2 separate regions of the Homo sapiens genome follow, and region 2 is linked to region 1. A link is an interaction called in ENCODE POLR2A ChIA-PET data of the cell type or tissue named here. Cell type or tissue: GM12878. All regions are shown on one strand.

Region 1 (2,500 bases):
GAGATGGGATCTTGCTGTCGCCTAGGCTGGAGTGCAGTGTCCGGATCATAGCTCACTGCAGACTGCAGCCTGAAACTCTAGGCTCAAATGATCTTCTTGCCTTAGCCTCCCACCAAGTAGTTGGACCTAAGGGTGCATGCCACCATGCCAGGCAAGTTTTTTTTTTTTTTTTTTAAGAGTCAGAGTCTCGCTGTGTTTCCAGGTTGGTCTTGAACTCCTGGCCTCAAGTGAGCCTCCAGCCTCAACCTCCCAGGTAGCTGTGATTACAGGTGCTCCCTGCTGAGATGCATATGTAAGAATGCTCCTAAGCTGAGGGAAGAGAAAAAGTGATTAATGGAAAGGGACATAACAGGAAAATGGAACCTGAAGAAAAAGATGAAAGAAGAAGGGAAAGAGTAGGCACTGACAAGGGTGGTTATGGTGGGACAGAGATGAGGGGAAGGTAAGATGCAGGGTGAAAAGGAGACAACAAACAGTACAGTATTGTCAAGAGAGGACGTGAAATGGGAAAATTGAATTTTAGCTGGACATGGTGGTGCATTCCTGTAGTCCCAGGTATTTGGAGGCTGAGGCAGGATTATTTTAGCTTGGGAGTTCAAGTCTAGCCTGGGCAACATAATGAGAACCCATCTCTTAAAAAAAATTGACTTTAATCAAAGAAACCTATAATTATATAGCAGTGGGACAAGATAGCCTCTTTTGGGCCTCTGTTTCATCTGTGAAATGATGCTTTTCAATTAGATGATGTGTGGCAAGAGCCACACGGTTTGAGATTCACAATATTTTGCAAGTGATATATAATTAAGCAATGCTGTTTTCTAAGGTATTCATGTATATATTTTAACCCCATCCTGTAAAATTAAAGTCAAACTTTGGAAATAAGACAGGTAGATACCAACTGGCATGTGGCAACTTCTTGGAATCTGTCTTTCAGAAGCAAAACTTTATACTGTGCATTTAGTGAATGCTCTTCTGCAAATATACTTGAGAATGTTATTCATAATCTTAGACCCATTCTAGTAAGATAAGTTACAGAAGTCTACTACCTCCTGGCCTTTGTATATCTTGTTAAAATGTTATATTAGAATGTTTTATGTTTTTTCTAATGGCTGAGCATCAGAAAGCATCATGGAGCTTTTATTTTGAGTCAGAAGTCTTGGCATTTTAAAAAATGTTAATACACAATATATTAGACATCTTTGTGATTTTTTTTTTCCCTGAAAGTACATCCACGTGTGATTTTGTTGTTGTTGTTGTTATTGTTAATACATTATATCCAGTTTAATAATGAAATACTACTTCTCAAGAAGGCTTTGCTTCCTCCAGAAGTGATTTGGTCAAAGCTAACTGTCCCATCTAGTAGGAAAAGTTTAAAGACTGCTAGATCATGTCCACCCACTTATTTCACTGTTAATGGAAGCATTTCCCAAAGTATATGTGCATTCTGGGTTAAATAACCTGGGCCACGTAGGTTTGGGACTTACTATATGCTACTCTTCTCCTCTCTCTTTATTATTTTATTAAAACAATAAAAACTCTGAAGTACTGTAGTATAGGACTTAATTCCTGGGGAGCTTTGCAAGAGCTTAAGATTAGAATTTTTATCTTGTTTTGGATAATGCACTTCTAAGTTTATTTTTTCCTAATGATAGCTCAAGAAGGATGTTTAAAAGAAAAATGTAACCCCATATCCTGTGTATCATAAATATATCTCTGATATGTGTGTATCTCTATATAATCTCCATGTAACACCAGTTAGATTGTCTAGATTTCATTAATGAATTTTTCATAAAGATTTTCATTTCTATGTGTAGAGCTTCCTGTTTAAAAACAAAAAGGAATTTGCATCCAAATTTCTGTTAATCCTTTTTTTTTTTTTTTTTGGAGACAAGGTCTCTGTCGCCCAGGCTGGAGTGCAGTGGTGTAGCCCTGGCTCACTGCAACCTCCGCTTCCCAGGATCAAGCAATTCTCATGCCTCAGCCCCCCAAGTAGCTGGGACTACAGGCGCAAGCCACCACTCCTGGCCAATTTTTGTATTTTTAGTAGAGATGGGGTTTCACCATGTCGGTCGGGTTGGTCTTGAACTCCTGGCCTCAAGTGATCTGCCTACCTCGGGCTCTCCAAGTGCTGGGATTACAGGCATGAGCCACTGCCCCTGGCCCAACTTTCTGTTAATCTTTATTGGATACTTTTTCACTGTGCTGACCCCATGTGAATACTATTCAGGAGGTATGACAGTACCATTATGGTTATAGCTGTGGACACTATTCTTTTATGCTCTGTACTCATAGCTCTTCACCTTTAGGAACTAGAGTAGATGTAAAGCATTTAAGAATTTTAAGGTTTGAGCTATTTCATGATCAACCTGAAAGGGCCATAACTTGTAGGTAATACGTATTTTTGTTTTGACTGTCATGTGGTAGAAGTTACCTGAAAAATGAAGCCAACCAACTCTTTTGCATTTCAACTGTTGGTTTATTTTTTTTGAGACGGAATTTC
Region 2 (2,500 bases), 280 kb after region 1:
TTTTGTAGAGACAGAGTCTCCCGGTGTTGCCCAGGCTGATCTCGAACTCCTGGGCTCAAGCAATCCTCCCATAGTGGTCCTTCCAAAGTACTGGGACTACAGGTGTGAGCCACTGCACTCGGTCCATAGAATAGAATAGAGCTGCTAAAACTCCATGGCCGGTTTCATGGGAAGTGGATCGTTATATGAGAAAAGTTTCATTTGTAGGACACATTCACACACACAATTTTTTTTTTTTTGGTGTATTTTTTTTTTTTTTTTTTGAGATGGAGTCTCACTCTGTCACCCAGGCTGGAGTGCAGTGGCACAATCTTGGCTCACTGCAAACTCCACCTCCTGGGTTCAAGGGATTCTCTTGCCTTAGCCTCCTGAGTAGCTGGTATTACAGGCACGCACCACCACACCCAGCTAATTTTTTGTATTTTTAGTAATGATGGGGTTTCACCATGTTGGCCAGGCTGGTCTTGAACTCCTGACCCCAAGTAATCTGCTGGCCTCGGCCTCCCAAAGTGCTGGGATCACAGACGTGAGCCACTGTACCCGGCCCAAACACACATATATATTTATTTATTATACATATGGAATATCTCTGGAAGTGTTTATAAGAAAATAGTGACAGTGGTTGTCTCTGTGTGGGGAAGAGGGTGGGTGGATGGCTGAAAGTAGAGCAGTCCTTACTTTTCACTGGTTATCCTTTTGGACTCTGAATCATGGAATGGTATTTAAAAGCATAGGCAAGCTTGCCTGGGTTCAAATCCTTGCTCTGGTGCTTACCAGTTTGTGGCCTTGAGCTGGTTACTGAATTTCTCTGAGTCTCAGTGTTTTAATTTCTACCATGGGAATATTAATTGTACTTAACTTACAGAGTTATAAAGAAGATGAGATAAAATATGTGAAAAGTTTTTTAAATAGCTCATGGCACAAAGGAAGGCTATATAAACCTTTGCCATTATTTTAAATTATAGTTCCATGTGCTTATTTGATCAATGCAAAAATAAATAAGAAGAGTTTTCTGTAGCCAGAATTAACAATTATGGCCTTCAGAATGAATGGAATACGACTAAAATAAGAATAGCAATCTCATTCTTTATTTAATGTCAGTTCTGTATAACACATCACATTTTAAATCATCTTTGCTTTTTTTTTTTTTAAGTCACCACTTCCAGAAACTCTGTATAGGGGACTCATATGAACTGAATACCCCATTCTGCACAGATCAGTCCTTTGCTCCATTTCTGAAAACCTGACTGTGATCATTTCTGAGTTTTGTTCAGCTTCTTACTTTCGTTTTTTGTCAGCTAGCATCCTCCACTCTTCCCCCTCCCCTCCCCTCCCTTCCCCTCCCTTCCCCAGTTTCGCTCTTGTTGCCCAGGCTGGAGTGCAATGGCGCGATCTCTGCTCACCGCAACCTCCGCCTCCTAGGTTAAAGCGATTTTCCTGCCTCAGCCTCCTGAGTAGCTGGGATTACAGGCTTGTGCCACCATGTCTGGCTAATTTTGTATTTTTAGTAGAGATGGGTTTTTTCCATGTTGGTCAGGCTGGTCTCGAACTCCAGACCTCAGGCAATCCGCCCACCTCGGCCTCTCATAGTGCTGGGATTACAGGCGTGAGCCACCGTGCCCAGCCTGCAGCCTCCATATTTTCTGGCCCAGTGATTTTCACCCTTAGGATTAGGACCAACTGGAAGCTCTTGAAATGAACTAAGTGGTTTAAAAAAAATAAATGAAACAGAACAGAACAGAAAAAAATAAAATAGAAAATAATCAGAGTGTTTACCTCATAGTAAAGGTAAGTATCATTTTATGAAACTCTCTCTTCCCCACCCCCTAAAAAAGTCTGAAAGCTGTTATCTGTTTCTGAAAATCCAGTAACAATTCCTTGATGTCTGGAGGGATGATTGTCTCTAGCATTGTGTGTTTGAGGACAAAAGTCAGATCAAACTAGGAACTGCCAGGAAAAAGTTCAAATCACCAGGACCAAAGCCGTCTAAGTTCCAGAATAATCCTAGCTGTCTGTGGACTCTAACAGCCTCAGGTGAAAATGGACGGACTGGAAGCACATTTAGAACTTATTAACCAGAAGTTTGGCTCTATGACTAGGAAATAAGAAGATAAAGTCCCAGAGACTATGTACAATCGACTGGTTCACTTCTGAAATGGGAACATGCCACATAGCCCACATGTTCTCCTTGTGCAAGTCAGGTTTAATATAGCAGCCTTTTTTTTGTTACCTTCTATGGATTATCAAAATATCAGCCAATATTAACATTTCTTATATATTTTGAATGCTTAAAAATCTAGATACAACAGAGCCCTCAGAAATAACGCCGCATATCTACAACTATCTGATCTTTGACAAACCTGAGAAAAACAAGCAATGGGGAAAGGATTCCCTATTTAATAAATGGTGCTGGGAAAACTGGCTAGCCATATGGAGAAAGCTGAAACTGGATCCCTTCATTACACCTTATACAAAAATCAATTCAAGATGGATTAAAGAC

Evidence for each region. ChIA-PET counts read pairs that join two places held together with the same protein. Peaks named below come from ENCODE experiments on the same cell type or tissue, not always from the same donor. Only the 100,000 strongest peaks of a DNase experiment are listed, where the experiment ranks them.
Region 2: POLR2A ChIA-PET joins it to region 1 with 5 read pairs; 1 of 35 experiments calls an interaction of 5 or more read pairs at or near these places.

The regions. Positions count from the first base shown.
Region 1 is chr3:19,951,546-19,954,045 of GRCh38, forward strand. All of the region lies in intron 2 of RAB5A (RAB5A, member RAS oncogene family), which reads left to right. Among named protein-coding and RNA genes, the nearest start is that of RAB5A, 5.7 kb to the left of the region's middle. In GM12878, no CTCF peak of the experiment used is centred here; no DNase peak of the experiment used is centred here; H3K4me3 peaks cover 315 bases.
Region 2 is chr3:20,234,738-20,237,237 of GRCh38, forward strand. No RefSeq gene overlaps it. Among named protein-coding and RNA genes, the nearest start is that of SGO1, 50 kb to the left of the region's middle. In GM12878, no CTCF peak of the experiment used is centred here; a DNase peak (open chromatin) is centred at 1,284.